2 separate regions of the Homo sapiens genome follow, and region 2 is linked to region 1. The links are chromatin loops, found by intact Hi-C in ENCODE. Cell type or tissue: heart right ventricle. All regions are shown on one strand. Each heading gives the region's core, and the rest is flanking DNA. Links, peaks and the distances in the headings are about the cores only.

Evidence for each region. Peaks named below come from ENCODE experiments on the same cell type or tissue, not always from the same donor. Only the 100,000 strongest peaks of a DNase experiment are listed, where the experiment ranks them.
Region 2: a loop joins it to region 1, with 14 times the contacts of the local background. A loop is called at or near these places in 55 of 110 quality-filtered maps.

Annotation. Positions count from the first base shown.
Region 1 is chr2:68,191,502-68,201,993 of GRCh38, forward strand. The region is part of intron 2 of PPP3R1 (protein phosphatase 3 regulatory subunit B, alpha); the gene reads right to left. Among named protein-coding and RNA genes, the nearest start is that of PNO1, 39 kb to the left of the region's middle. RefSeq lists an enhancer at 1,340-3,358. In heart right ventricle, for the core only: a CTCF peak has its summit at 4,816 (motif pointing right); a DNase peak (open chromatin) is centred at 4,820; H3K27ac peaks cover 494 bases.
Region 2 is chr2:68,277,797-68,288,288 of GRCh38, forward strand. All of the region lies in intron 1 of PPP3R1-AS1 (PPP3R1 and CNRIP1 antisense RNA 1), which reads left to right. It also overlaps a transcript of CNRIP1 not described here. Among named protein-coding and RNA genes, the nearest start is that of PPP3R1, 31 kb to the left of the region's middle. In heart right ventricle, for the core only: a CTCF peak has its summit at 5,226 (motif pointing left); a DNase peak (open chromatin) is centred at 7,365.

The DNA.
Region 1 (10,492 bases), core at 1,173-9,172:
ACTGGTGAGTTAATGTAAGGGCCTAGGATATTACTGTAGACTTTATAAACTCTGTACACTTAGGCTACACTAATGATGCATTACTCAATGCAACTCGTTGTTAAGTGACACATGACTGTACATGTATTTTCAGCTCCATTATAATCTTACGGAACCACTGTGTATATGTGGTCAGCCACTGACCAAAAATTATTATGTAGCACATTAATGTATATAAATAATCTGATAAAAAAGATCATATAAGCACTTCATAAGCACATCAACTACACAAGCATTTTATCCCTCTATTAAAGAGTATTCCTTCTTTAATGGAATATGTGACATAACTGCAAACTGTTCAAATAAACCTTATTTCCCCATTTTCTATCTATAAAATGACACACCCTTACTCTTGAAAGAGAAAAAATATAATGAAAGTCCTACAAATGCTTTTCGCTTATTTATTTATATGTCTACTCCACCTCAGGGCAGAGTCCATGACTTTTTCATTGGTGCTCTGAGCATCACATATAACAGGTGCTTAATTATGGTTTTAATAATGTTTTAAGTATTAATAAGTATTTCAAATGTAAAACTTATTGATTAAAATTCCATCAGTATTTAAAACTACTAGCTAACCAGGTACCAATCAGCAAACCATTCAGAACAGTGTCTCAAAGTTCATAGATTTTGCTGAAGAGCTACCCTCTCCACGCTTGCCTTAATTTTTTACACATATACCAAGGATTAGTTAATTATTTTCTTCTTCCAATCTTGAGTTTTGCCTTAGTTTACAACCATAGACTAGGAAAGGTGACAGGGAATTTAAACATAACAGATCACAAAGGTGATCTATTGTGAGTAGATAAGAAAAGATAATGTCTCCACAAACTTTAAGTGGACAAATCAGGATCATTTCTTCTAGGCTGTATGATTAATGGGAAGAGGAAAAGCAGAAATGTAGTATGATAATATTTATGCAAACTATTTATTAGTCAATTTATTGAAGTGGGGACATTAATTATAGTTTAGAAAGTTGTTTATCAAGAAACTGAAATTTAGGCACTTAAAGGATTGTTTTAGCTACTCAGAAAACTCCTCCAATCAAGAAGATAGCATTTCAGTCTTAATAAATGAATAAAAAATATTAAGAATACTTGAAAATCATAATCATAAATCAAATAAATATATGTGGTTCAATCCATCTTCTTTACATTGCCAACAGTAATCTTTCTAAAAGGCAAATTCAGCCAAACGGCTAGCTCCTGTGCTTTACATTTTCTAGTGGCTTTCTAATACAAAAAGTCTAAAGTCCTCGGCAATACTTAGCCTCAAATTTAAATTTCCATCTTATCTCTTTCCCCATTTCCTTTTCTTTGGCTACAATGCTCTTGGCACATCTCTGCTAAAGTATAGATTTTATACCTCCATTTCCTTATAAACCTCCTGCTGGAATGGCCTTGCCTGAATTCTCCATTTATGAGACACCTATCAATTTTTCTCTGATAAAAGAAAGGGGTTACTAATGATTTATCTTATAGTTGTATCATTATCTCACTCCCTGGCAAAGGCCCTTAGAAGGAGTAGTTAAATTTTATTTACTTGTTTTAATATCTTGTGAAACATTATAAAGTAGTTGATATCTGCTCTGGATGAGTAGTCAAAACTTTCCTCAAAGGCAAAGCAATGTGCCAGTGATCACATTTTACCTTGACAATAAATGACTTCTTAAAAAGCCCCTTTAATATGACTAGGAGGGAACAAGCTCTATCTAATCTTTCCATTCATCATCATTCCCACATACCCCATGTAGCTAAAACTGATCTTGAGCTAAGAAGCCAGTGCAGCATGTATGGGGGCAGTTATCTTTTCTCCAACCACTCATTTATTTCCTCATCTCCCTCCCCTCCTTTCAGCTACGATTACGATGATGAGTAAGATGGACTAAATACTCAGTATTTACAATCTAGTCGAGGCTGAGCAACTAGAGGAATCCATACCTAAATATCCAGAATATTTTTAAATGGCCAGCTTGGAAAGCAAAGCCAGGAAAAAATTTTAAAGCCAAGATCTACGAAAGTCAGCTTTCAAGAACAAATGGTAAATATAGTTATTTTAGGTATCAAACAAAATGATTTCTTTGGTCATTACTGGCACCTGAGGGGCAGTTATTTAAGCACTTCCACTTGCCAGCAGTGTTGCTGTGCTACAGTAGGATATTAGAGTATGAAACAGAGTTTTAATTCTTGAAATATCGGCATTAGCAATCACCTACAAATTAGGAACAGATCTCTAAAGCAGATCAAACCCATCTTGTTAGCACCATTAAATTTAGTTTCAGTATATTTATAGAAGATCTGCACTTAGTACCAGTTAAATACTGAAGAACAAATTCTAACTTTTGGCGCCAATTTTCATTAAATATATTTTTTTCCTGCTGCTTAGGATCATATTCCCTTAAAAGAGATGGACAAGGAAAAACAAACCTCACCCTCTTGACTCATCTTGTGACTCAGAGATACTCTTTTTCATATGTTTTGCCAGGTTGAAACTCATGTTATTTTTCTACTTTTTGGAAGGACAACTTTGGGAGGAATGCCTTAACAGTTGAAAATGCCTACATATTCAATTGACATTATATTAGACAAAATATTAAAATAATCTTCAAGTCATATACTGTTATCTAAAATTTAAGCAAGGTGGCAAAAACTTAGATATTTTAGTCAGAGTTTATAAAACATAAAAAGTTACTAATAAGGAATTGGTAGATTGTTTATACAGAAAACAGACTGTTGAGACTTAACCTCGATCAATTGCACTCTGACGGTTCTCACGGATAAATGTAAAATTCAGATGGTAACTCATTTTAAAAAGTGACTTCAAGAATCTTGTTAATGTTACTACATGAAAGTATTAAGAACTTGCTTTTAGAGAGCTCATGTTGCTACACTAAATTTTAGTATTTTCAACTGGACATATTAATACTGCAGCAATATAATATTAATAGAAATAGAAGGTTACATATTCATTCATCACACTTTCAGATGATGAAACATAAATCATCTCCCTTATATATTTCTCTCATTTAGAAAAAAAGAATACAAGAAATTTCAAAATAGTAAAGAAAAGACCACAGTGTTCTGGTTCTGAAAGCATTGCTATTAATACATACACACCAAGCTGCTATTCAACTGTTGGGATTAAAAGTAAAGACAACTTAAAGCAGTGTGAACTGTTTTAGGTGATGCTAAAATTTTTCAGAATGAAGAGAAAATGAAATAAACAGAATGGTAGAAAAACAAAACTTTCCTCAAATTTTAGCCAATTCCCAATAATTGTATAGTAGAAAAAAGCAACAAGACTATTGCTTCATCAGGAAATTCTTTTAATAGCTACTTTACAAATAACTTATTACCTATTAATACACCAACTGATTTAAAACAAAGCAAGTATCTCTAAATTCTAACAATAATATTTTGAAAGAAACAACTATATGTAATGTGGGATCCAGGAGAGAATCCTGGAAAAGAAAAAGAACACTCTCCAAGTTTCACCATTTTTTTCACTCATGTATGTGGTTTAATATTCTTTAGCCAATGTTAATTTCTTGATGTTGATAACTGTACTATAATTCTGTGAGATGTTAACATCCCCACTTGGCTGAGGGGTATTCAAGAACTCTATTATCTTTGTAACTTTTTTGTAATTTCTCCTGAGTCTTGGCTCCAATTTGTGACAACTCTTGATTGATTGTCTTTCATGACCTTGAAACTTATGATCCAGTATTTTGTAAAACTTCCCTCAGTTTGAGCTTCCTGTTTTCTCATGATTAGAATGCATTTAGGCATTTGGGGCAAGAATACCACAGAAATGATATTGTGTCCTCCAGTACACTGTATCAAGGGGCTCATGACATCAATATGTCTTATTACTAGTGATGTTAACTTTGATCACTTGGCCAAGGTGGTGGCTGCCAGATTTCTCCACTATAAATCTACCATCTTTTCCTTTGCAGTTAAAAAAATATCCTGGGAGGAGAGGGGGTAGGGAATACTTTGAGACTGTGCAAATACTCTTTTCTCCTCAAACTCTGACCTAATTTTGGCATCCATCAGCAGGTCCTGTCTGCCACATTTATTACCGTGGTATTTGCCTAATGAAAAATTTCTTTTCCCGTCTTTCTTTCTACATTAATTGGGATGCTCCTGTAAAAAAAATACAAAACCAAAACCAGTGCCTTCTCCACCATTTATTTATTAAAATACTTACATCAGCATGGACTCATGAGTATTTTAGTACATGAATTAAAATCCAATACTATCATTATTTTGTTAGTCAAATTGTTCCAGCTTTATTAGGTCTTTATTAGATCTTCAGGTTGGCTCCTATGCGGCCTTTCCAACAACCTTTTTTTTTTTTTTAAGTACTTCCTTAATTTCTGGCACCATAATATGTTCAAGGCTTATCCCAACTATACGTACTATTTCTAAGACACGATTCTCCAATCTCTTTTGTACAGCAAGAAATTTAGAACCATATTATAGGATGAGAACTATTAGAAACTACTACTCCAATACAGGATCCCGGAATCTCTATCTTAGAGGTGTTTTGGAAAAAAGCCATCAGACATGGCAAAATTATCTATGGAAAAGCTTGTACTGAATAACTCCTGTGAAGATCACAAAACAAAAAACCTCATAGTGTTATCAACAGAAGTTACTGAGAAGTTTTTCAACATAAAGATTAACTTAAAAGCTTTACAGTTTTTTATAAAGACACCTCCTACGAAGGTAAATGGCTGTATTTTCATGTGACCCCAATGAGAAGTAAAATCCACCAGGGGGCGCAGCAGATAAAACCTTCAAAAAGCTCCAAAAAAATTTTCCAGTTTTATAATGATCTTGTTGTGTACCAAGTGGAAGTTTAATATTTATATTCTGCACAGTTTGACTACCAAATGAACAAAGCAAAGAGAGCACCCTATCAGTATTATGACAGACTTGAAATAGTATATTATGAAATGAACACAGGTCATACATGTATGTGTTGTACCTTTTCTTAAATACATGAAAAACTCATCCACTTAAAAGGTCTACATTCGAGAAATATAATCTTAGACTGCAAAAAGTAATGAGTCTTTTTGGAGCTCCTAGATTTCTTACATACTTTAAAGATTATCATGCAATTGTCAAATATGCAAAAACTCGGTATCACCACCAACAAAAGAAGTATCACATTTTAATAAAAATGCTATTTTTTTTTTTAATGGAGACTCACTCTGTCACCCAGGCAGGAGGGCAGTGGTGTGATCTCAGCTCACTGTAACCTCTGCCTCCTGGGTTCAAGCAATTCTTCTGCCTCAGCCTCCGGGGTAGCTGAGATTACAGGCGTGCGCCACCACGCCCTGCTGATTTTTGTATTTTTGGTAGAGACGGAATTTCACCATGTTGGCCAGTCTGGTCTTGAACTTCTGACCTCAGGTGATCTGCCCACCTTGGCCTCCCAAAGTGCTGGAATTACAGGTGTGAGGCACAACGCCTGGCCTAAAAATGCTAAAATAATTTAAGCCAACTTTGAGGAATAACTACCTTCAAATGATGCATTATTAAGTATATGGTTATATAAGTTTTGACAAATGCATATACCTATGGAAGCATCACTACCATCAAGATAAAAGAACATTCCATGACCCCTAAACACTCCCTTGAGCCCTTTTGCAGTCAATCACCCTTTTCTTACCACCCTAGGCAACCACTGTTCTTTCTATAACTAAATTCTATCTAGAATTTCATGTCTACAGGATCATACAGTAGGTACTCGCGTCTATCTTCTTTTACTCACCAAGTTTTTGACACTAATCCATGTTGTTGCATGTGTCAGTTTGTTCCTTTATACTGCAGAGCAGTATAGTCCATTATATGGATATACCACAATTTGTTTATGCATTCATCTGTTGACAGACATTCCTGTAAAGCTACTATAAATATTAATGTGTATTTCTGTAAACAAACGTTTTCCTGGAATTGCTGGGTCACAGGGTTAAGTTTTCAGAAACTGTCAGTTTTCCAAAGTAATGTACCATTTTACTCTCCCATCAGCAATATATGATTATTTCAGTAGCTCCACATCCTTGCTAACAAGTGGTATTGCCTATTTTTTCATATATTTTTATTAGTGAATTGTGCTTTTAAAAAAAAAGCGTTATGTAAAAGATTTGTGAAATTCTCTATATACTGATCCAAGTCCTTTGTTAGGTATTTTCTAATAGTATTTTCTCCCAGTCTGTGAGCTTGCCTTTTCATAGGTGTATTTTTAAAACCAAAACCTTTCAATATTAATGAAATAGAATTTTTTCCCTTTATGATTCCTGTTTTGTGTGTACTAAAAGTCTTTACCCATCCTTGATCATGAAGATTTTCTCCTGTTTTCTTCTAGATGTTCCATTGTTTTATGTTTAAATCTATGACCTACGTTATATGCCTTTTAAATATATGATACATATAGAAAAATAATGACTTTTTATTCCATACAGAAATACAGCTGTTTTGTTGAAAAGGCTCCCTTTACAACGGCACCTTTGGCAAAAAAAAAAAAAAAAAAAAAAAAAAAGCATATATATGTAAACATATATATGTAAATATATATGTAAACATGTTTACATATACAATACACATATATGTAAATATATACATACATGTATATATAATATATATTTACATATATGTGCATACATATATACATTTTACATATATGTATACACATATGTACATACATATGTATACATACATATGTGTATGCATGTATGTGTATACACATGTATACATGTATACATATATGTATATACATATGTACATATATGTACATGTATATGCATATATATGTACATATATGTACATGTATATGCATATATATGTATATATATGTGTATGTATATGCATATATACGTATATATGCGTGTGTATATATGTATATACATATATACGTATATATGCGTATGTATATATATGTATATACATATATATGTGTATACATATATGAATGAATGAGTCTGGACCCTCTATTCTGTTTCATTGATTTTAGTCTACCTTATGCCAGTACCACAGTGTTATGTTTTATGGTAAATCTTTAAATCGAGGAGCTGTACTTTTACTTTGTTCTGTTTTAAAATGCTGACTCTTCTAAGACCCGTGCATTTCCACATGGAATTAACCATCAGTTTGCTAAATTTTTTAAAATCTTGTTAAGAATTTGATTGGGAAGGTCTTGAGGAAGCTATAGATAAGTCTGAGTAGAACTGACATCTTTGTAACAAGTCTTCTAATCTATGAATGCGGTATATATCTTCATTTGTGTAGGTCTTTTTAAGTTCCAATAATTTTCTGTAATTTGGAGTACAGATTTTACACATATCTGGTTAAACTTATACCTGAGTATTTTACAATTTTACTCTATTATGCATGGTACTTGTCCATTTCATCTTTATTTGTATTATTATTTTTTTAAGATGGAGTTTTGCTCTGTCACCCAGGCTGGAGTGCAGTGGCACGATCTTGGCTCACTGCCACCTCCGCCTCCTGGGTTCACACCATTCTCCTGCCTCAGCCTCCCGAGTAGCTAAGAATACAGGCAAGTGCCACCATGCCCAGCTAATTTTTTTATTTTTAGTAGAGATGGGATTTCACCATGTTGGCCAGGATGGTCTTGATCTCCTGACCTCGTGATCTGCCCACCTCAGTCTCCCAAAGTGCTAGGATTACAGGCGTGAGCCACCGCTCCCAGACCCATTTCATTTTTAATTGTTCTTTACTATTATATAGAAATTACACTGTTTGGGTATATTATCCTTGTATCCTACAATCTTGCCAAATTCACATCAGTCCTAGTAACTTAACATTTGCTATATATATAAAACCATGTCATCTGGGAATAAAAACAATTTTACTCCTTCCTTTCCAATCTCAAGTCTTTTTCTTTTTCTTGATCATGTTGTGACTAGGACTTCAAATACAACGTTGATTAGAAGTGGTCAAGAGTGGAAAATCTTGTTTTCTTCCCCAATCTTAGGTAGAAACGATTCAGCCTTTCATCATGAGATATGAGTATGAACAAAGTAAAGGTTTTTTAGTAGATGCCCAATATCAGGCTGAGGAAGTTCCCTTCTATTCCCAATTCGCTAATATCATGAATAGATATTACATTTTGCCAAACACTTTGCTGTAATTACTGAGAAGATGTTTTTCTCTTTTGTCAAAATAGTAAATTACATTAATTTTTGAATGTTAAAATTGCATTACTGGTATAAAAATCCCCTTGGTTGTGTTTTATCATCCTTTTTACACACCACCGAATTTGACTTGCAAATACTAAATGATTTTTTGCACATATATTCTCAAATAATGTTGGTTTATATTCCATATTGATTTTATTATAATGTCTTTGGTATTACCATCAAGGTAATGCTAGCTTCTATTTTCTAAGAGTCTAGATAAGACTGTGTTTCTTTCTTTCTTTTCATTAAATTTGATAGAATTTACCAGTAAAGCCGTTTGACCTTACTATTTTCTTTGTAGAAAGATTTTGAAATATGAATTCAATTTTATTAACTAATAAAAGGCTATTAAGATTTACTATTTCCTCTTATTGTCAGTTTTAGTAATTTGTTTTGCAAGGAATTTGTCCATTTCATCTAAGGTATGGAACTTATTGGCATAAAATTGCTTCTAACATTCTTTTGTTATCCTTTTAACATCTGTAAGGATCTGCAATGATTTCAGTGCTTTCATTACTGATACTGTGATTGTGTTTTGTTTTCTAGATTGCTCCTTCAAAATATAAATACCACATACCACTGACTTCCTCCTTATATAAAAAATGACTAAAAATGACCAACACACTAGAACTCATTCACCCAATGGCGTCCAAAGATGTCACAAAAGAAGCTGAACATTTATAACAATCCTAAAAATACATTCTTAGAATTATTTTCAGTGCTCAGTGAGCTTCACGAGAAAATCTAGCATAGAAAAGCCATGTAACGTAAGCAGTCACAAGAAACCTTGAAGATGACAAACTCAAGATGAGGAAACAAACCCAAGGAGTGAGGTAAGCTGCTCGATGTTATAAAGCTTGATGACAAAGTGAGGTGACTGGGATTTCTTGAAATACTTTCTGATCTAATTTCTTTTCCTATGTTAGTTCCATCTGAAGAGTCAGCAAGGAGCCTTAGGCATCATTTCTATTCCCCCAACCTGCATTTCTGGGCTAAATGTGGAGAAAAGAGAATAAGAGTCTTCCCACTCTAGATTGATAAAAATCAGACCATGTTTTACTAAGACGTCCTTTCTAACCCTTCTCTCAACATGTATATTACCGTTTTTCCTACTGAAGGCCTGTGTATTATTGTTTTTCTCCTTTTGGTTTATCCACATTATGGTTCAAATCAATACAGGCAGTAAGTTAATGAAAAGCATGTATTCATAATATGATACAAATATACCTTCAAGTATTCTGTTATTAATAACCCTGCTTAAAGATATACTGTTTATTTTTTTAAACTAAAATGTATACTGCTTAGTTCAATGATACATCTTATTCAAAAGATCTGGCTCCTAAAGCATTTCTTTTTTCTATATATTAAGTCCAATCCCATCCCATTACATCACATTTTCCAGATCTTCCTCTTATTTTATCTACTGTTCCTATGTGATGTTGCATTTGAATGTTAGCTGCACCTTTCTTTAGCTTTGTACCACACTCCACTCCCCACCCTATTTTCCTTTAAAAAAAATTATATTTCCACAAAAGAATGCATATTTAAGAGTCTTCTTTTACTTTCAGCCTCCATTATTCAAGACTTACTTACACGTATGGCTCCTCCAAAGCTTAATGTGGTTTACTGCCAAGAATGTCATACTGCATCCCCCAGTTTCTTTTTTTTCTCTCGTTGACTTTTATCTTAACATTAAAAAATTCCACCACATAATTCATATAACGGCTTTTACTTTCTTCTTGAAGACATTCTTCACAGACAACTCTGCCATTTCGTTCTAATTTGAACCAACTGCTTTCTAGGCCTATGGCATAGTTGTTATCCTGAGATTTTCACTGGTGTGTTAGTTAGGAATTCCGTTTCTGGGGTCTCATTTCATCCTCTTTCTTGAACTTCTATTTCATTTTGCTAGGTACATATTCAAGAACTCGTTTAAGTTAACCTTCCCAAGTCCTTAAATTTCTGAAAATGTCTTTTTTTGTTCTCACATTTGAGTGATCATTTGGCTGTTATCAAATTCTGGATTAGAAACTCCGAACTTTGAATGTATTACTCCACTGCCTTCTACCAACTACTGCTGCTGTGAAGAAGTCCAATGCCAGCGGACTCCTATTCTTTTTAGGTAACAACTTCTATGTCTGGAGGCTTTTAGGGTTTTTTTACTCTTGAAATTTTAAAATTACAAAAGTTGAAACTAAACATAGATGTTCTTTCATCTAATCTTGGCAATCAGAATGCTTTTAA
Region 2 (10,492 bases), core at 1,269-9,268, 86 kb after region 1:
ATGGATTAGAAAATGGAATTTAATAAGAACAATGAAGACTGAAAGCAACAAGGTAAATAAAACAGATTTCTCCATTAAGCAGGTAATTTTTTTATATTTTATTTTTTGAGACAGGGTCTCACTCTGTCGCCCAGCCTGGAGTGCAGTGGCAGAGTCATGGTTCCCTGCAGCCTTGACCTCCTAGGCTTGAGTGATCCTCCCATCTCAGCCTTCTAGGAAGCTGGGACTACAGGGGTGTGCCACAATGCTGGGCTAATTTTTTGTATTTTTAGTAGAGATGAGGTTTTCCCATGTTGCCCAGGCCGGTCTCGAACTCCTGGACTGAAGCGATTCCCTTGCCTTGGCCTCCCAAAGTGTTAGGATTACAGGTGTGAGCCATCACGCCTGGCCATGCAGATAATAGATTTGCTTTTTTATTGTGATTTTACTTTTATAATTTTTTTCAATAGTTGTTACTGGTAAGGTAGTCTAGGAATTATTTTGTGATCTCCTCTCCTGTCCTACCTCCTCAGTTTATAGAGGGCACTCAATAAGGACTTATTGGCTGAAACATAATACTCCTCCCAGTCATACATTCATCAGTGACTAATATAGAATGTTGTATAATGGTTAATACAATGTTTGAGCAATTTACTCATTCTAGCATTCAGTTAATATTGTGCATTTACTCATTTGATCAGATAATTTGTGATTAGAAGAATCCAAGAAATAAACCAGAACTAGCCATGTTGATTTCAACTCAGTTAACTTTGACAAACACCCAGTGCAATTCTTTAGAAGCTAAAAATTTGATGATTTGGTGACTATGACTTATGATTTCTAAAAAACAAAAAGAGATTGAATGTGTCGAGAGCCAGTATAACATACATTTGCCCAAATTTTATTTTCCAAAACATCACTTTTCCTAGCCAAGAATAAATGCTAGAGGCTGCCTGACTACCACTATTGGGTAGCATAAAGAAACAGAATTCACCATCATTGGGTAGTTTTTTTTTTTCCATGCTACACTGCAATACTGGTTTATTTAGCATATGTATAAGCTCCTTTCTGTCATACTTTTGGAGTTTTGATGTATAAAATAACACCTTGAAATTGTTAGTTATAATACAGAAAAATAAAATTGAATTTGGTCAACATCAAGATACTGCAGTGTACTTCTGAAAATAAGCCTTGCAAATGTTTTTCCACTAGAATATTTATGGATATAGTAATTTAGGTAGTCATTCACTAGAGGAGATTATGACATGCCAGTAGCTGAAAGATGAGAATAAAACCTACGGTTTCCAGTTGCAACTAGAGAAAGATGTAAAAACAAAAACAAAAAAACCCAAAACACATGCACTTTTTTTAAGGACCTTTTTTTCCTTTTATTTTCTTTTTTAGATTGGTACTAAGTTTAAGAGGTTTACACATTTGGAAAACTGTCTGTATGACTATTTCTGAAAGACCACATTCTTTCCTGTTTAAAGTTAAATAACTCCAGAGATTTTAATTTTAGTTTCTCAAGCAAGACAAAACCAGTTGAACTGCTTTATATTATTTCCTGAGTCAGGAATTGAGGCCAACAGTATTGAAAAGGTAACCATGAGTTGATTTTTTGTGTTTTGTAGGTTAATACTAGCAAAGAAAAGGGCAAGTTGTTTATGTCCTTAAAAATAATTTCAGAAGAAATTAAAGAATCTTCATCTTACTATTAATCACATTCTTTCTCACCCCTTTGTCAGAGGAAGAATTTATAAATGTCAGTAAAGTCCTTTTTATGCAGAAATTATTGAATTTAAATACATGCTAATTGCTGCTACTGATAGCTCTATCTGCAACAGGATTAAAGCTGTTAGAATATATTTTAAGAGTCTTGGCAGATGAATGTTCTTATAATCATCACATTTTAGAGACCTTTCTAAATCATGAGTTACGTGAAATAAAGAACCTAAAACAAATTAAGCAAGATCGTTTCATTTGTACATATTATGTGCCAGGTATTTTTTGAAGTAAAAAAAAAAAATTGTTTCAGCAGGCTTCCCTTTCCCTCTGGGGCCTATTAAATACTATACAAACAAGTCTGCCTCTTACTTTGGCTTATTTGGCGTTGGTACACACCTCTTAGGCAAGTGGGGCCAGCTCTCTAGAACTGGCTGTCTCGTCTTGAACAGTTTGTTATTCATATTTCAGTCCTCTTTTTTTCACACCTGTTTTTCATTTCAGGATATCAGAGTATCTGATATTGATCAAATCAATGGAAAGTAGACTGGGATACAAGCATTTCAGACTAGCACATTAGGACTGGGTTTATCTCACTCACTGACACAAGCTGTATGATATCTGAAAAGGAAAATATTTGTTTAGAAATGTCTTTTCTCCTCTCTGTCAGGGTTACAATGGCTTGCCAGGCCAAGCATTGAGCAGAGAAGAAGGGCATCCATTTTGAGAAGCCACATACTTTAGATGACATATGCAGAAGCAACATGCATTGGCATTTCATCATTTAGAATCTTATCCAAGTGCCAACATTTATCGTAACCTGGAAGGGAAGGGTGCCAAAGTAAAAAAAATGTGTTCACTTTTGCCTCATGAAATTCATGCTTGGGCAAATCTTAGGGGTATACAGTCTTCTGTACGTTCATGTGTAACACCCATTACTGTTAATAGGAGTTACCACATAGGTCCAAAAGAAAACATAGCCTTTAGAATTGAACTTAGACCTTGGGGATCAAAAGATCTCCCTAGCTAATAGCTGATGGGAATTGTGCAGTCTCAAATTTGCTCCCTGCTAACCTGACATCATTGAATTTGGAGAAGCAGAGCCAGGTTCATTCAGGGGTGGCAGAGAGAGAGAAAGTGGAAAAAAAACTGTTTTGAAAATAAAAGTGATTATAAATCAGGCTTTTAAATTAAGTCACAGAAATCCCTACCTAATTATATCATGAAAACAAGTTCCAGCTCATAGTTCTTAGAAAAGAGAAGGTTGTGACAGATTTATTCTTGTTTACTACTTTCAACCCCAAGCACTCTTGATTAATTTTTCTCAAAACAATAAAATGAGACTCAGCTAATAAAATTAGACTCATCTAATAAAATAATATTTAAATTTGGAGTCAATTTACTTTTAATTTTCAGAGATTCATGGTAAGGGAAATCAGATGGTCAAAATAATCTGACCTACACAAAAACACAAATTTTGATTTATATCCCATCACTAACCTTCTCAACCCCAAATGTGAACAAGGGGCCAGCCAGTTACTGAAGCAACAGAGTGTTAAGAAACTGCTGTGGGCGGAACATTATGGGAGGTGCTGAAGGGAGACAAATGTAATAGAAAAGCATAGTTCTTGTATTCAAATAAATGTATAACTAAGGCTGAATGTCAGTACAAAGCATATGGATAGGTTTACATTTACTTTTTTTCTTTGACCTTGTCTCTGTCCTTTGAAAAGGGTAGTGAACTAGGGGATAAGGGGGGAAAAAGTAAGGTCCTCAGCAGTCTATTAAATGGTGATATGCAAAAATCTCTGAACAATTAGAGCCCTTAACTGTCTTCAAAATAGGATAGGAATTAAGAAGACAGGTTTGAAAATAGATAAGCCTGAACCTGTTGCTTGAACCTTTCCAAGTCCCTGTTTTCACATTTGTAAAATGGTAGCAACAATGCTACTTTTCAGGGCGGTTGAATAAATTGAGTAAGAGAAAATATATGAAGAATTTAGCACAGGGCTTGGCAAATAGCAACAGTTCAAGTAAACAGTAGTCTTCATGGCCAGGTGCAGTGGCTCACGCCTGTAATCCCAGCACTTTGGGAGGCTGAGGTGGGCAGATCGCCTGAGGTCGCGAGTTTGAAACTAGCCTGGCCAACATGGTGAAAACCCATCTCTACTTAAAAATGCAAAAATTAGCTGGGCGTGGTCGTGGGCGTCTGTAATCTCAGCTACTCAGGAGGCTGAGGCATGAGAATCTCTTGAACCCAGGAGGCGGAGGTTGCAGTGAGCTGAGATGGCACGACTGCACTCCAGCCTGGGCAACAGCACAAGACTCTGTCTCAAAAGACAAATAAACAAACAAAAAAGTCTTTATTATTATTAATGATGGATAGTGGCTAATATCCATTTAATAGCTAATATCCTATGCATGGAATGTTCCTGACTTTCTTCTCTAGTATTTATTGGTGGCTCAAGTGACCACTCAGGGAATGTCAAATACAACTGTATACCTTGGTCAATTTCTTCTTGGGTTCCATCCAAAGACTGACTCTGCAAACTGCCCCTGCTGGAGGTGACGGAGTTTGGGGTGGGGTGGGGTAAGGGGGTGAAGAATCATGCTATACTCTGTGAGGATTACAACCAGGAGCATGTCTTAGCCAAGTCAGAGCCACTGCAGGCACCTCTTGGCTTTGCACCTATTAGGACTGAGTAGCGTTGTGTGTGCCAGGCTGGCCCCGTGGGTATCCTTAGTAGATCATGTGAGTGTTGTCACTGTGTCCATTTTAGACTATGGAAACTCCAGTATTGGGAATCCCATTTTGGAATGAAGTGTTGTTTTCATACAAAGGAAAATACAGTAGCTAGTTCAGACTATTCCATGATATAAGAAGCAACAAACCCTGCTTAAAAGGAAAAAAAGCCCCCAGAAGTGAAATCACAAATGCTGCATTATCATGGGTTGCAATAAACATGGGTGTGTGTAGAAAGAGGCTGTGGCAACACTTTTGTCTCCTGCCATGTCAACCGAGGTGATGGAAAACATGACAGCCTAAAATAATTAAAAGTAAGTGGTTGGAAAGAAAAGCCAGTCTTGGAATTAGGGAAAACAGGTGTATGGTGCCAGCACAGAGTTTCATTCTTTTTGTGCATGTGATTAAGATTTGGATTGGGAATATCATTGTAAAGTGAAGAGCCTGAGAAATATCTAGATATATGTGAACCAAACTGTGTGCAGCTTAGATTGATGCAGAAAGAACACTTTTTTACACTTGCAAATGTTTTGATACAAATTAAATACAGAAAATACTACGTGTTATATTGAAGGAGAAAGAAAAATAGTCTGTGGACCTCGACCCCTAAGCTCTGAAGACACATGCTAATAATAATTGGCAAAGGTATTTGTTTTACTCTATAAAGTTAAGAAGTTAAACCCACATGCAGGTGTCTAAAATTCGATGGATATGCAGGTGTCATGGATGAACGCAGGAAGCTTAAAAGCTGTCCAATCTGTCCTGCCACTAGTACCACCTAGTGGTAGCCAAGAAGATGTGTAAGCATCTTTTTAAAAATTGCTTTAAAAAATTTTAAAAGCAAGCATCAATAAAACTCATTGTTTAAAACAATTGAAACATGCACAAGAATTCAGAGTAAATTGTCAAGGGTCCTTCAATTCCAGTCTCTCCCAACCCCACTGTTCTTCCTTATTAATAGTGCCTTTCCTCTGCATTTCCTCAAATTTCAGCCTCTCTCTGTCCCCCTTTTTTTTCTGTCTCTCTCTCTATGCGCTTAACATTTTGAAAACATAAATGGAATCATTTAATCATATATTTTATGGGTGATGTTTTTCACTTAACAAATATCTTTAAACTTATTCTCTAGCACAGTAGAAACTATTGCTAATGGGCGCAGACACTAGGATTTGCTCATAAGCGCAAGTATCAGGTCTGCTTTCAGATTCTGAGCTGGAAGAGTTGTCTGGCTATTGAAAATGCCCTCCCTGGATGAGGTTCTTGACTCAGACTAGCCTTTATCAGACATGGTCAGCTTCCCACCTCCTCCTACCCTCCTGTACTCTCATCATCTGTTACTCCACCTCAGAGACCCCAGCTGCCATCATCCTTATTTAGCTTCCCCACCCCTCACCACTGCAGAAGACTCTGTTCTTATCTCCTGCCTCCAAACTGCCTCCAGGAATATTGCTTCATAACTCAAATATCATTCTATCATTTAATATTTAAAAACTTCCTCTGGTTCCCACTTTCTGTAGAACTAAACTTAAACTGCTCAGCATGTGTAGAAGGCTCCTCATAGCCTTGCCCCAGCCCATGCCTCTCTCTTCCCTATGCTCCAGCCACACAGAGTTTCTTCTTCCAGAGTGGATCATGTATTTTCACATGCCAATATCCTGCAGTACCTTCTCTGTGCCTGAAAGCAGCTCAAATATCATCTATGAAGCTGCCTCCAATTCCCACAGACTCCTCCTCAATGCTTTGATGTATTTTGTATTTTTTCTAGTATAGCACTTGCCTCATTTTATTGTAATTATTTGGCTATAAACAACTTGATTACTTATCACACTCCTATTGCCATCTCCTGCCCCCACGGGACCTGGCACATGAATGCTTATTGAATGAATAACTGAACTTTAATAAGAAGGAGTACAGTGAGTAAACCCTTGGGTAGTGTTTTCCAAACTTTAATATGATAAGAATCACCTAAAGTGCTTAATAAAATGCAGATGCTTTGGATTTACTCTCAGAGAGTTTGCTCAATTTAAGAGGTCTAAAAAGGTAGAGTTTAGGAATCTACATTTTAACAAGCATCCCCGATAATTCTGATGGCCTGTGAGAAGCCCTCCCCTAGAATGCAAAGCAAATAATTTGGAAAAAAAAAAAAGAACATTTGTTCCTCATGATGGCACACATTGAAGAATGTGCTTATTCTTCACATTCATATGTAAGAGAGATCTCTTGGGGTCGTTGTTCCAGGCACTCCTGAAAATAAATAGATACCAGAATAAGTTTGAGAAAACCACAGTTGGGTAGGTGCAGTGACTCACGCCCGTAATCCCAGCACTTTGGGAGGCCAAGGCAGGCAGATCTCTTGAGGTCAGGAGTTCGAGACCAGCTGACCAATATGGTGAAGCCCCATCTCTACTAAAAATACAAAAATTAGCTGGCTGTGGTAGTGGTGCACCTGTAGTCCCAGCTACTTGGGAGGCTGAGGCAGAGAATCACTTGAAGCTGGGAGGCAGAGGTTGCAGTGAGCTGAGATTGTGCCACTGCACTCCAGCCTGAGTGACAGAGCGAGACTCTGTCTCAAAAAAAAAAAAAAAAAAGAAAAGAAAACCACAGCGAAGCGAATTCTGTGAAGACTATAAAGAAGCATCAAGCTCTGTGTAAAGGGCTAGATTGTTTCTTTGTAAGGACAATTGTCATCAAATCCCATATGTTTGTTTTGTTAAAATAGCCACTATTTAGCCAGGCCCAAGCTGTTTTCACTAATACACTGCATTTCTGTCAAGCTTCTCTTTGGATGTTCTCCAAGCATTTTAGCAGCTTTAAGCCTGTCTTCCCTTGTTCCCTGAGGGAGGAACAAGCACAAGTTCACGCCAACTCATTAGAGAGACATTGCTCAAGAGCAGCTCCTGGGGCACCAGATGCAGGCAGGAGCGAGGGAGTGGGATCCCTTCCAGGCCCCTCCCCTCTGCGCTGTCTCATTTTCCCCACCCACCCTCCCAAATGCTCATTATTGTCTTCAGCAGGTGGCTTCCACCCCTGCCTTCAAGTCTGCTCAGACAATCTCCCTCCCAAGATAGACAAGCTCCAAAAAGATTCACAGGTTCTACACAATGCAGAACTGCCAAGGACCACATTGGCCAAAGCAATGTCTTCATACAATCAATCTTAAGGGATTTTGCAGAGACAATGGTAAATGTGGATTAGGCTTTTGATCAGAAGGCAGAATATTCGTGACCAGCCTGGGCAACATGGTGAAACCCATCTCTACAAAAATTAGCTGGATGTGGTGGTGGCCGCCTGTGGTCCCAAATACTTGGGAGGCTGAGGTGAGAGGATCACTTGAGACTGGGAGGTTGAGGCTGCAGTGAGCCAACATCGCACCACTGCACTCCAGCATGGGCTGTTACAGAGCAAGACCCTGTCTCAAAAAAAAAAAAAAAAGAAAAGAAAAGAAAAGAAAAGAAAGAAAGGCAGAACCTTTAGGCAGCAGATGTCCACCAGAGGTATGTGTGCATGTGTGTGCATGTGCACGTGTGTGTACAGCCATATGGGTTTTAATACATGTATAGATTCATTCAACCACTGCCGCTATCAGGATACAGAACAGTTCCATCGCCCCAGAAAGCTCCCTCCTGCTACCTTTTTGAGTGTATCCAAGCTTTATTTTAAGGCTTTAATCTTATAAAAATCTCCAGGGAAAGGTGAAATGCTATAGAAAAGTTAAAGATAGTCTGTGTTCAATTATTTGAAGAAACTTGTCATTCAGGGTTAGATTGTTTCTATAGGGTGAGGACAAATTCCCATTACCTATATAGGTACTTACGTTGTCTTTTCAGGCAAATTTGGTTAGCTATCCCCTCCTACCCTGTCAAGCAGTAGCTATCTAGCCCACAATAAACTCTCTGAGTGGAAGCCTGATGATTTAAAGTTATGTCTACCATACCCATTATTTTTCGACTAACAATAGGAATCCAAAATCATTAGCTTGTAGCCATGAAAATTCTGAAAATAGACTCTCAGTGTGGCCATATGAGTTACATTTCAAAGTGTAACCATCTAGATTTGGGGAAATTAAGGACCTTACGAACACACACACACACACACACACACACACTCATATACACATTATATAGATCTACTTCACACCAAACACAAGCATAAAAAATAAACTGGGAAAAGATCAAGATTCCAACTGGGTTTTGAGTTGGAAAAAACATTAGTATTTTAAAATATATGTTTTGTCAAAGAAAGTGACTATCTGATAAAGGTAAAGGAAAAATCAGCTGTTTCAGTTTTGGGAAATTCACAATGCTCCTTTGTTTAGTGGGCTTGTTGAACTTTTCTGAACATTCAAAAAATATTTTTGTCAAATAATTTGGACATTTCAAATTCTGCTTCAAGCATGAAGGGAGGTTGCCACTAACACCATTGTTACCTCTTGGGCCACGGTCTCCCTTGGGATGGTCATTTCAGAGGGAGGAAATACCCTTGGCTGTCAGAGGCCAAGGGTCTATAAACTTCTAGATGAGGGTAAGCGTGTTGAAGTCATACTGATTTGGATTTTCATTCTGTCTCCTCTGCTCACAATAGCTATATGACCTTGGGCAGGTAGCCTAACCTCTCTGAGCTTAATAGCCTCATTTTAAAAATGGAAATCATATGTACTCTTCAGGATGATTTTGAAAATTAAATGAGATCATATATATAAAATGTCTGCCATACAAAAGATAGTCAATGAATGCTAATTTTGTCTTTCCTTTCCTCATTTAATTCATCTCTCTACCTCCAAATACAGCCTTATCAAAACTAGGTCAGTCATAATTTATCTTATTTTTTAAGACCATGGAAGGAAAAAAAGATGGTTTAATCCTTCTCCTAATCCATATTGTGACTTCTAACTTTCTCTGGCAGGAAATGATTTCTTAGAACCAACTTCAGACCATTACTTTTTTCTTTTTGGAGAAGTTTTACTTTACTGTCTTCAGCAGAAAAGGAGAGTAGGTGGTCTGGATTCCCCAGATGTGGATCAGGAAAGGCAAGGTTATGCTGAAGTAATGAACAACCCCAGAATCTTAGTGATGGTTTATAGAATAGTTTCTTGTTCATCTCTCCACCCCAAAAAAGCAGATTGATACAACATAAAGGACAGATAAGGGATAAAGCAAATATACCAAAATGTTAACTGTGAAATTCAGGTGATAGATATGGGAATGTGTGTTATGCAAGTCTTTCAACTTTTCTATACATTTCAACATTTTTCACGATAAAATATTGGGAGAAAAGTTTATTTCTCACTTATGCTATGGGTCCAACAAAAGGTGGCTAGGGTTCCATGCCGTATCTTCTCACTCCAGGACCTAAGGTGATCAATCATCTTGAAAGTGGCTATTTGCCATGGCAAAGGGAAAGAGAGTTCTGTTGGCATTGCACAGACTGTTGGATAATTTCAGCCTGAAATGACATGTGTCACTTCTGCTTACAACTCATTGGCCAGAGCTACCAGCACATGGCCTTAGCCCAGGCCATGGAGGTCAGATCCTATCATGTGCCTCGACGGGGGAGGGCTGGAAACATTTGGTAAGCAGCACAAGTAATTACCCTGATGAAAATAAACAACTTCATAAACTTCAAAGAATAACATACCTTAGGACTATCATTAATAATACGAACGTGACAAGGCAAATTCACTGGAAGCAATGTCAGTAAAAGAATTCAGAAACTTTTTTCTTTCTCATCCACTTTCCTTCTTTTAGTCTCCTTTAAAGGGAGCAGGAGAACTAACCCCGTAAAGGCTAACAGATTGCAAACTTCTTGCTGGCTGGTTTGCAGCCGGCCGGCCAGCCAGCCAGCCAGCCAGCCAGCTCTTTCTAGAATCTCATCACCTTTTTGTTGAGTCAGCTCATTTTCCCTGAGTCAGTAAGAAGATGTGGAAGCTGTCCAGAGATCTTAAGAAAAGCAGAAGTTAGGTTGAGGGTGGTAAAGCTTTTCAGAAATAGGATAATAAAATATCTGAGTAAACAATATTTCAATATTTTTCTTGACTCAACGTTTTAGAGG